4 separate regions of the Homo sapiens genome follow, and all the other regions are linked to region 3. A link is a contact called in ENCODE Hi-C data. All regions are on one chromosome and are shown on one strand. Each heading gives the region's core, a stretch centred on a gene start or an enhancer-like site at or near the end of the contact. The rest is flanking DNA. Distances are from core to core; before and after follow the strand shown.

The links. A loop is a pair of places that touch in the nucleus more often than their neighbours do. Pooled maps may share reads with other maps.
Region 1: a pooled map shows a loop between it and region 3 (6-fold over the local background). The contact joins the enhancer-like site here to the promoter of CTSZ in region 3. A Hi-C loop is called at or near these places in 3 of 50 pooled maps.
Region 2: a map of B cell shows a loop between it and region 3 (5-fold over the local background). The contact joins the enhancer-like site here to the promoter of CTSZ in region 3. A Hi-C loop is called at or near these places in 1 of 168 maps with a recorded cell type or tissue (B cell), 8 of 37 single-sample maps with no recorded cell type and 5 of 50 pooled maps.
Region 4: a loop to region 3 is called in a pooled map, with 8 times the contacts of the local background. The contact joins the enhancer-like site here to the promoter of CTSZ in region 3. A Hi-C loop is called at or near these places in 6 of 37 single-sample maps with no recorded cell type and 4 of 50 pooled maps.

Annotation. Positions count from the first base shown.
Region 1 is chr20:57,449,195-57,451,894 of GRCh38, forward strand. No RefSeq gene overlaps it. Among named protein-coding and RNA genes, the nearest start is that of RBM38-AS1, 57 kb to the left of the region's middle. RefSeq lists enhancers at 1,493-1,782, 2,287-2,700. Within about 2 kb of position 1,362, at least 9 of the 41 ENCODE cell types and tissues checked have a DNase peak (open chromatin) inside an H3K27ac peak, as active enhancers do.
Region 2 is chr20:57,679,922-57,682,621 of GRCh38, forward strand. The region is part of intron 1 of PMEPA1 (prostate transmembrane protein, androgen induced 1); the gene reads right to left. Among named protein-coding and RNA genes, the nearest start is that of PMEPA1, 29 kb to the right of the region's middle. RefSeq lists enhancers at 1-215, 216-739, 566-635, 1,016-1,125, 1,536-1,595 and 2 more and a silencer at 1,954-2,117. Within about 2 kb of position 1,435, at least 10 of the 41 ENCODE cell types and tissues checked have a DNase peak (open chromatin) inside an H3K27ac peak, as active enhancers do; they include B cell, where a contact is called at or near this core.
Region 3 is chr20:59,005,929-59,008,660 of GRCh38, forward strand. It overlaps CTSZ (cathepsin Z), which reads right to left and starts at 1,326. Exons shown (of 6, transcript NM_001336.4): 1 at 1,058-1,326; 2 at 394-557. The coding sequence starts at 1,200. RefSeq lists enhancers at 578-1,389, 2,070-2,229, 2,250-2,359, 2,500-2,579 and a silencer at 1,010-1,609.
Region 4 is chr20:57,482,123-57,484,837 of GRCh38, forward strand. No RefSeq gene overlaps it. Among named protein-coding and RNA genes, the nearest start is that of CTCFL, 42 kb to the right of the region's middle. RefSeq lists an enhancer at 1,218-1,417 and a silencer at 1,708-1,807. Within about 2 kb of position 1,274, at least 2 of the 41 ENCODE cell types and tissues checked have a DNase peak (open chromatin) inside an H3K27ac peak, as active enhancers do.

The DNA of each region.
Region 1 (2,700 bases), core at 112-2,611, 1.6 Mb before region 3:
GCACTGGACTTCTCTCCCTCCCTTGCTCACAGTGGGTTTCTTCCTGCCCAGGGCCCTGGCCCGCTTTTTTCTCTCTGCCTCCCTACTTTGCCAAGTTCATTTCTCTTCTTCCTCTTGGTCTTACCCCAAATGCCATTTCTTCAGGAAGGCTTCTCTTACCCCCAAACTAGACCATACTCTCGCTTGAGGCTTTGACTGTGTGTTTTCTGTTTGCTAGTATCACACGTGACCCCCAGTGCCATGGCCTGAAGTACCTCTTGATTAGTTCACCTGCTCCTTAAGTCAGGCGTCTGGGTGGGCTCCACTGACCCTCTGTCCAGGGTCTCAGTGAGCCCAAGTCAAGGTGTCAGCAGACTGTGCCCCTTTCTGGAAGCTCAAAGGAGCACCTGTTTCCCGCTCATTGGGGTGGTTGGCAGGATTCAGGTCCTCGGTTCCTCCCTTTCCAAGGCAGCAGCCTCGGGGTGAGTCTTCCCTCTGCCGCCCCTCTTCCCATTCCCTCTTGCACTTTGAAGGGTTCCTGTGAGGACACTGGGCCCTCTCCAATGGTCCAGGATGATCTCCCCATCTCCAGGCCAGCTGATTCACAACCTCTGTTCCATCTGCTGCCCAAATTCCCCTTCGCCGAGCAGCCTAGAGTAGTTACAGGTTCTAAGACTGGGGTGAGGGCATTATTCTGCCCACCACACTTCCCTTGCTCTTTCCTGCCGCCTGTTTTTACTAAATGTGTCATTATATATTTGTGTGCGGGATTATTTGTTTTCTCTCTGTCTCCCTCCCATAAATATCATCTGCATGACTCAGGTTGGGTACATAGTGCCCGTACACAGGAGGCACCGAGTACAAATTCCCTGAACAGGTGGCAGCACTGGGGTCTGAACCTGCACCTCCATGTCATTCTTCACCAACAAAGTAGTTTGGATGCTCACTTTCTCCCCTGCCCCCCATCAGGTCGGCTGTGTCCAGTTGCACAGGCTGTAAACTGCACAACTCCAGGGCACTATTCACAGCTTAGTCTCTGTGATCCTCGCAGTTGGGTGGGATCCCTCAGGACCTGTAGGCTGAAGCTCTGCTCCTGAACCTGAGCCTGTGTTCTAAATCTGGAGCCTGTGTTTATAACATTGGCTGCTCCTAGAATCATCCAGAGGGCTTTAAAAAACCCTCCTGCCCAGGTCATGCTGCAGACCAACTGTGCCAGAATCCCTAGGGTGGCACTCGACACCCCAAGTGACTCGGAAGTGCAGCTGAGGTGCAAGCCTCCCTCCAGCAGGGATGCAGAGATAATTATGTAATAGAGGAAGAGCCCCCCCGCTCCCCACCCCGCACCCCCGTATACTTTGCATAACCGAGGCTGGGCAGCTTCCTCTCCCACAAGCCTGTTTCTTCACTCTGTGTGGCTGCAGCCTGGCTCTCTGGCTTCCTGTGGCCGATAAGCCGTCCTGCATCATTTACGACGCTGGGCCAACATCTGGCTGCCAGTGTGGTCACCAGTCCTGCTCCAGTGAGGGGGGGCAGTCATCTCTCCCGGTGACAAACTGCCTGCCCAGAGTGGCCTGAGGAGAGGGAGAGCAAAACCACATCATCGAGCCCCTTGCTCGGGACTCACTGGAGGGTTGCTGGATCCTAAGTTTTACTTGGCTTTGGGAAATTTGCTGGCACATTAGTTGCGAATATTTTGCTCTGAGGGTCTGAGTGCAGTCTTCGAGGTCTCAGCATCTTGCTTCTAGGGCAGGTGATGAAGTGCACTGGAGGCTGGGGCATGGCCGGGTGAGCTGAGGTGCTGGGAGCAGCAGGGACCATCTGGGGCAAACTGCTGCCAACACACTGGGTTTCTAGGGTGGACCCGGCCTGAGAAAGGACGGAGGGGGTGGCTTGGAGGGGCCCGGAGAGCGTGCAGGCCACAGATGGCACTGTGTCTGCACACTTCACCTTCTGTGAGAAATACTCATGACCCTCTTGCTCTGTCGAGCCCCGGCCGGGAGGTGTGTGGTTGCAGCCGCTTGGTCACGTCCCCTCATGTGGAAGGTACAGTCCCTATGGGCACACAAGCCCAGGGCTGGGCCCAGCACCCGCAGCTAGCCAGCCCCGGAGCCCCCCGAAGGAGTCCCCCAGGCCAGCACTCCTCACCTCTGGGCATCCACCTCCCCCTTTCCCAGAGGGCTGTGTATCTTTGGCCTCCTGTCTGGGGGCCTCGGCATTCCTTTTCTTTCTCTTTCCTCCTCAGTGAAGCTGGCAGTGGGGTGGAGACAATTCAGGTCTGACTGCCTCAGCAGCAAAGAAGGGGGGATGGCAGCTCATCCCAGGCAGACCCCGAAGGTGAAACATCCGCATGGCACACCAGTGCACTTGTGGCTATTGCAGCCCCATAGTCAAAACTCCGGGATGTCACCATGCTGAGGGCTCTGTCACATCCCCTGCTCTGGCTTGGCCAAGCTCCAGATGGGGACAATCACATGCCTCGCCTTGCCCCAAGAAAGAGAAGGAGATAATGGAAGACCACCCTTCTCCATGGTGCCACGTGGTGATGCTTGCTCTTGCTTACTGAGCACTCACGGGGGACCATTCTCAGCCTGGCTGCGTATGAGTGTATTCAGTTCTCACAACAGCCCTGCAGCCACGTAAATCCTCTTTGTACCCATCTTGTAGATAAGAACACCAAGGCACAGAGAGGTCAGGTAACCAGCCCGGGCCCGCACAGCCCAT
Region 2 (2,700 bases), core at 185-2,684, 1.3 Mb before region 3:
AGCAACCGTGCAAAGCTGGCTAGAGCCAGAGCCTGCGCCTTCCAGTTCCTTGGGTACAGGCTGTCCACGCAGGCATCCCTGGTGGGAGTGAGGGTCACAATGGCTGTGACCTTGACCATCTTTGCAAGGTGAGCCTAGCTTGTGGCATGGAGTCTGGCTTGCACTGCAAGCCCCAGGGAACCGTCGGGGGATGAGTGGATGGTAAAAACGACTTCTGCCCGTCAGACACTCAGACACACCAGCGGGGAGAGCTGCAGCCACTCCAGCTTTAGCTGGGTTGTGCTAAGAGCTTTAAGTGCATTATATCATTCAAAGCTCCCAAGGAGCCGCTTTGGGGAGTCCCGTCAACACCCGCATTCTGCAGATGAAGGGACTGGGACCTCAAGGGCAGCTGCTAGGGCTAAGGTGTGGTTCTTCTACCGGAGATGATTTTGCCCCAGGGGACATCTGGCCATATCTGGAAACACTTGTGGTTGCCACAACTGGGAGGGGGTGTTACTAGCATCCAGTGGGCGAGGGGAAGTAGCTAAACATCCACCCTGCCACGCACAGGGAAGTCCCCCACAGAAAAGAATTATTGAGCCCAAACGTCAGCACCAAGGTCGAGAAACTCTGGATTAAATCAGATGATAGTGAATATCTCAGGCACAGTGCCGGGTGCATAGTGCTTGCTCAATAAACATTAGCTAGGCAACAGCTGATTCCTAATTAGGCCTCAATGTGAAGACAGAAGCAGGGACTGAAACCACACACAACCGGTTTGAAGAATAACAACAACTTAGTCTAAAAACATCTGCTTTGAAAGCAAACGCTTAGGAAAGGGCAGTTGTTCATTTCACACTTGGATTGTACATTTCTGTAGGCTGGAGTCGCAACCACCTTGATCACCGATCAACGCACACTGGCACCAACCACCATGCCAGACACACAGGAGGCACTTCGTAAATGCTTGTGAAATGAATACATGGGTGAGGGAAAGTGGCGGAGAGCAGTCTGCGTGAGGACGTAAGCACAGGTCCTTCTCTGGAGGCAGGAGAATGAAAATCATCCCACGGGTCGGGGCCGGGTCAGTGAGGAAGGGAGGGAAGGAGTTCTGAGAATGTCAATCTGCAGGACAACTTCTAGTTTCCACCTTTTGCATGAGGGATTTCCAAGTGCCCCAGGGCCTGGGAGTCCCCATTCATCAACCCTGGGTGCTACCAGGGACAGGGCCCATTGTGATTTGTGAGGCCTGCCTGAGTGCTGGTGGGGCAGGGGTGAGGCAGGCGCCCATGCTCCTTCCTGACCTCTCCAGCACGCTCCATCCACTTGCATGGAATCACGGCAGTGGGGAATGAGAAACACCCCTCCATCACTGCCACTGGGAACCCCCGTCCCTCCAAACCTGCCGCCTGCCTGAGCTCCTGAGGGCACCCTCACCCTGCATGGGCCTCCTTCCTGCCAGGGAGGGAGCCCTGTGCGAGGCAACCAGGGGTTGCCCCGGAGCCAGTCCCACTTCTGCCATCTGCGGGTGACAGCGAGAGACCTCTCTAGGGTGTCCCCTGCCTGAGACGACCGTGAGGATGGTGTGGCGCTGCCTCTTACAAGGGTGGTCCCAGCATCAAGAAGGGAACGGCCCTCCCAGACCTTTCACTGCTTAAAATAACCAACTTTTTAATTTAGCAACCATTGTCGTTTCACGTTCAATTCTGTAAGCAATAATAGAGCTCTCCACGTACCCTCCACCTCCTCCCCTGCTGGCAGCACCTTACAAAACTCGATTCTCTGTGGTTTTCCCAGAATCAGAACTTGTGTACGCTTTAGTCACCCCCTCATTTTACAGAAGAAGGAACTGCAACCTGGTCAGTCCCCCCTCAAGGTGACACGGCCAGCTGGGAACTGGACATGGCCACCACACCTAGCTTAGCAGACCTCACCCTCTCGGCTTCTCCTCTCTGCCTGAGGTACTCCCCCCAAGGTCTTCCCACCGCTGACTCCTTCTCATCCCTCATTCTCAGCACAAGGTCAGCCCTGCTGAGAGACCCTCTCAGACCAATAAAGCAGCCCCCAGGCACAGTCATGTGACACTGTCGAATCTCCTCCTCCGTTCAGTATCTGACTCTGTTTCCCATCTGCACCAGACTAGTAGCTCCCTGAGGGCAGGCTCAGGCCTGTTCCATTCACCAGGTCCTCCCATCTCCAGTGGCACAGGGAAGGAGCTCACCTACTGGATAAATGAACAGAAGATGGGTGATTCGCCCAAATACCGGGTCTGTCCTCCTTCCTTAGGTCACTATTACACACAGACAGACACAGCTACCTTCGATGGGAGGTGACGGCGTAGCAAAGGCTCCCAGTGGGAATGAAGGCTTGAGCTGAGTGTGAATGGTGCTCAGAGCGGGGGACCAGCTCCACCAGCGGTTCCCTGTGTGACCTTGGGCAAGCTGTTCTCTGAGCCTCGGTGGTTTCATCCATAAAATGGGGAAATGACAGCCCGCTGCCCTTGCATACCTAAGCACAAAGTCACTGGTAACTAGGGGCCCAGGTTCTGGGTCTCCCTGGAGTGTCGGGGTCCTAGGCGCCGGCCCAGAGGAGTTTCAAAGTCAGCCTTTAACTGCCCTCCCAGTAAAGAGGCTGCTGAATGCTACAGAGCAGGCTCCCGTGCCCACCGCCCCACACCTGGAAGACGAAAGGACACGAGAAGGAGAGGCACAGCTGCGT
Region 3 (2,732 bases), core at 76-2,575:
CAATATTCCAAGCCCAGGACAGGCTTTCATCTGTGCTGAGAAGCAGTTTACTTCTGTATCCTCAAATACAGCCTGGGGACTCAGTGATTTTGCATTTCTGTTTCTATCCCAATGGCTGAGGTCACAAGCTTTGGGGGAGAGAGGGCACCTGGCAGCCACTTGTCACTGGGATTCAGTCCTAGTCCTGCCTGTCACCCAAAAGCCCCAGAATGACCCAGCTTGGGTCACCTCAGCAGAGGGCAAAGGCCCGCGCTCCTCGGCCTTAGCACCCCAGCCCAGGCTGACCTGGCCTTGAATCACAGGCCCCTGGAACCGCGGGCTGAGCTGCCTGGGCCTATAAACAGGCAGCCGGGATGGGCTTTCCTGGCCCACAGTCAAAGGGCGGCCACTCACCCGCCATAGCGCTGGTGCTGGCGTGGGCCCAGCAGGAGCCGCAGTATTGGGGGATGTGCTGGTTCCGGGTGATGCTGGCATAGTTGACACCATCCACATTGCGCCAGTCCCAGCTCTTGGGCAGATCCGCTGGGGACAGGTACTCATGAGGCCGGGGGTATGTGCTGAGAAGAGATCATCCCCACCCAGATCGGTGCTGGGGCTCCCGGGGGCCGTGGGCCCAGGAAGCCCTCGGTAGGGCCCTCCCGCCTTTCCCAACACCTGAGGGCATGGGAGTGGGGCCACAATCACCAGAGGTGAGCCAGGTGTGGGCCCACCTCACACTAGGAGGCTCCAGCGCTCTCAGAATGTGAAGGAGGCAGGGCACCCCCGAAAGGAGGGAACCGGGTTGCTCCCCCAGCCATGCCGCGCCGTAAGGGCCACCCCCAGAGGCCGAGGAGGTGGGGCTGGCCTGGCTTTCTGGCCAGGTGGGGCTTGTCCAACCCCACAAACATCAGGGCTCACCCTGGATGTGGAAGAGAAGGAGCGACCCCCAAAACGAAGCGGCTGGATCTGACCTTCCAAGGCCTGTTGGCGACGCAGGGCCCCCAGGAGGCAGAGCGCGCGCCTGGCCCGGGCGATGGGCCTCCCGTCCCCCCAGGGCTGCCTCCCCGCCGGTGCCCACCTGCGCCCCAGCGGAGCCAGCCCGTCCCCCCGCAGAGGCCGGTAGCAGGTCTGTCCCCGGCGGAAGTAGAGGCCGCCCTGCGCCGCGCCCGCCAGCAGCACGAGCAGCAGAAGCGGCCGCCACCCTGGCCCGCGCCTCGCCATGGCCCCGCGCCGGCTCCTGGGTCCCGCTCCGGATCCCGCTCCGAGTCCCAGATCCCGCGCCGGCTCCCGCTCTGGATCCCGCCCCGGCCTCGGCCTCGGCCCAGCACCCGGCCGACCCCGCACTTTGGGCCCCTGCCCCGCCCGGCCCTTAAGGCTGCGGCGGCCAGGCCGGGACACTCCCCCGGGGCGGGGCTGTCCCATCGCTGCTCCTGCCCCGCCCGGTGACCCCTGCCCTCCCCGCCCGGCTCCGCGCCCCGCTCCCTCCCTGGCTCCGGGGCACCTGAACTCGCGGGCCAGGCGCGAGGTCGCCGGGCAGACCCCAGCCTGACCCCGCCGCCGGCCGCCGCCCTGAGCGCGGGACTGTCCGGCTGGACTCATTTGCCGGGGTTCCTGGCTTCGGGGTGGGGGGCCGCAGGCTCATGGGCCCCCTTGGCCCTGCATTCCTGGGGCCCTGAGCCCTGGGGAGAGGCCCCCAGCCTCACATCTGGGCCCAGGCCTCCCCTAGGAAGGGATCCTGGGATGCGGCCACCGCCCCCAAAGAAGGGTCCCCGCGCCTGGCTTTCTAAACCCCTTTTCCCAAAGGCCCAGGCCCTTTCGGGGGGACGGTTCCCTTTTGCAGAGAAGGAAGGAGGGATCCTTCTAGAAAATGCCCCAAAGGAAGATTCCACTTGGCGCAGGCATCAGGAGTTATCCAATGTGACTTCCAAAGACGCCTTGAAAAGGTTTTCTGCTAACGAAACTCTTCTTAGTCAAATGAGGAACCAAAAGCAGAAGTGGCCCCCCAGGACGTGGTTTTGTAACTGGGGGAGGGCTTCTCGCTCCCTGCGGCCCCTCTGTTTGTCATGGCCCTTGGGCCCACACCATGGCCTTCTTCTCTGGTAAGAACAGGGCCCGGCATTCTGGGCTGCGACCTGACAGGCCCCTGCTGGGGGCCCTTGGCACAGGGCCCACAGATGAGCTTGCCTGACTCTCTCCATACTCAGTGGCACTCACCACATTCCAAGCGTGCCACGTGGGCAAGGGGAAGTCACAGTGGCTGCCTCCTGACTTCCAGAAGCTTCCATGACCATTCCCGGAAGCGCTGAGGTGGCCATGGAATCCCCGCATGACTGTCCGAGTGGAGAGCAAGGCTGGAGAGCTGCTTCGTCAGCCCAGAAGTTTCAGTCCTTGTTCCCCAAAAAGTGGTCACTGAGGCAAAGTGTGGCCCCGGGGCTCTACCTACTGATGTGTCTCTTATTTGTTTGGCAAGTCGCTCATGGAAACCATTAGTGTCCATCAGTCATCAGAAGGCGGGGTGGGGTGGCCATCCTGGGAGAAGTCCCCAAGCTTGAGCTGGCGGTGGGGGTGGGAGCGAGGCCTCCCAACCTCTGGGCATAAAAGGAGTGGAAAGAGAATTGCCAAGAGGGGGCCTTTCTTCCTCCCATGTCAACCCTCTGGCCTCCCTGACTATAGGAGCTGGGTCCTTGTGAGGAAGAAACCCAGACACAGCTGCCCTTGCCAGGTCATCAGGTGGCATCTACCAAAGCGGCCGG
Region 4 (2,715 bases), core at 24-2,523, 1.5 Mb before region 3:
GGAGGAGAGGGGGAGGAGAGGGGGAGGAGAGGGGGAGGAGAGGGGGAGGAGAGGGGGAGGAGAGGGCAAGGAGAGGTCTTCGGCATCCTTATGGTGAAAACCACATTTTCTCCTCCCCATTTCCCTGGTAGCTGGGAAGCGCATTCAATTAACGTGTATTGATTGGCTTGAGGAAATCGGGCTCCCAGAAGTCTAGGGCCTTGCTTAAGGTCACCTAGCGGTGGGGCAGGAACTGGGACACAGTTTTAATTTGACTCCGGAGCCCTGGACTGGCCTTGTAATTGGTACTTCTTGTGCAGTGCTCACGGACACCTCAGCTGAATGAAGGCCGTGCAGGTGGCTGGACAGAAACGCCCTGTAGCCCGCATCCCTCACGTTCAAGGCTTCTGTTTTTTCAGCACTCATTTCTAAGTGGCTTGCAGCCTTGCAAGATGAATTGTGGAAGTGCATGGGCACAGTACTTAAAAACATAGAGTCCCGAGCTGAGGCAGGTCTGCCCTTTCCAGTTATTTTCCAATCCTTGTGATTACAAAGAGGTTTCTTATTTAGGGGTGAGCCTGACTTTCACACTCGGGCAGGCTCCACTGGCAGCCAGCCTCCTGTGTCCCAGCCTCCAACAGAAGTTAAAGACACGAGGAGGGTTCAATGCATTCACTTTGGGGGATCCCTCCTGCTTATTAAGAAAATGATTTTCCATTTTTGGTAACAGTAGAGTTTTCTTTTAAAATTATTTAAGTAAATTTGGGGAGCAAATGCTACAGATAGTTATGGAAGGCATCCTGAGCTGATGGGCAGTTGCTGGATTTGATGGGAAACCAGGATCCAATTCAATTTCCCAGAGAACCCGAGGCCTGGCGCGGGCAGGGAGGGTCAAGGAAGGGAGGAGCCCAGGGTCCGGCCCTCGGCCCCAATCAGGGAATGCAGCTGCCTCAGAAAATGCTGGCTTTCATATGTCAGGGACAAAAGGGACCCTTTTTTCTCCCCTTTTTTTAGTTAGAAGGAAACCTTTGAGCCATTTATAAAGACAGGCTCGCTGACTTATGGGAAAGTGGGCTTCTCTACTGTCATTTACTAACTGGTATGCTTTAGCTCTGTGTCCCCACCTGAATCTCATCTTGAATTATACTCCCATAATTCCCACGTGTTGTGGGAGGGACATGGTGGGAGATCATTTGAATCATGGGGGCAGTTTCCCCCATACTGTTCTCATGGTAGCGAATAAGTCTCATGAGATCTGACGGTTTGATCGGGGGTTTCCGCTTTTGCATCTTCCTTATGTTCTCTTGCCGCCGCCAAGTAAGAAGTGTCTTTCACCTCGCGCCATGATTGTGAGGCCTCCCCAGCCATGTGGAACTGTAAGTCCAATTAAACCACTTTTACTTTCCAGTCTCGGGTATGTGTTTATCAGCAGTGTGAAAACCGACTAATACGCTAACTGTCATGTGTCTGGACGTGCGAAAAATCCCTAAATGGGTGAGAATCATGTGTTTCTGCTACAGTCTGTTTCAGCAATGCAAGTCTTGGGATGGATTAGATCAACCTTAAGTAATAAGAACAAACCCAGTCTTCAGAAAACTTTTGGGGGTTCCAATAGCATTTACCATGGGGCCTGGTGAAACATGAGCTTTGTTTCATCCGGCTGCTGCTTTGCGGGAGGATGGAGCAGAGCAGGAGGGGGCATGGCTCCAGACAGGTCGGGAACATTCTCAGAGTTGGGCCCCTGGATGACCCTGTCCTGGTCAATGCAAATACAGAGCCCCACCCTGGCAAGAGGGGAGAGGCACTGCCGTGATTTCAGTTTGTCTTCTGTCATGTTCTGGTGACCTCTCAACAGTGCTGTGGTCCTTGGGGCATGTGCACTGGGAGTGGGGGGCTTTTCGCTCACCTCTGAGGAGATCCTTTCTCCCTCCAGTGTCGATTCATTCTCACTTAATTAAACTTCAAGTTTTAAAAATGAGAACTGTCCAACCCAAGTGTCATCAATAGATAAACAGATAAACAAAATGTGATCCCCCTCATGCAAAGGAAAATTATTCACCCTTAAAAAGGTAAAAAAATTCTGACACAGGCTACAGCATGGATGAACCTCAGTGAATTATGCTCAGTGAAATAACCCAGGCACATAGAGTAGTGAAATTCATAAGGGATGGGAAGGAGAATGGAGGTCTCCAGGGGCTGGGTGGAGGGGGATACGGAGTTAATGTTTAATGGGGGCAGAGTTTCAGTTCGGCAAGATGAAAAGAGTTCTGGAGATGGGAGTACAACAAGGGGAATGTGCCTAACACCCCTGAACTGTACGTATCATGGCTAAGATGGCCAATTTTCTTTTTTTTTTTTTTTAAGATGGAGTCTTGCTCTGTCGCCCAGGCTGGAGTGCAGTGACGTGATCTCGGCTCACTGCAAGCTTCGCCTCCTGGGTTCACACCATTCTCCTGCCTCGGCCTCCTGAGTAGCTAGGACTACAGGCACCTACCACCACGCCTGGCTAATTTTTTTTTTTTTTTTTTTTTTTTTTTTTTTTAGTAGAGACGGGGTTTCACTGTATTAGCCAGGATGGTCTCCATCTCCTGACCTCGTGATCTGCCTGCCTCGGCCTCCCAAAGTGCTGGGATTACAGGCTTGAGCCACCGCGCCCGGTAAGACGGCCAATTTTATGTGTATCTTCCTACCACTTACAAAAAGGATACCATCAAGAGCAGTGGAAGTCTGTTTGCC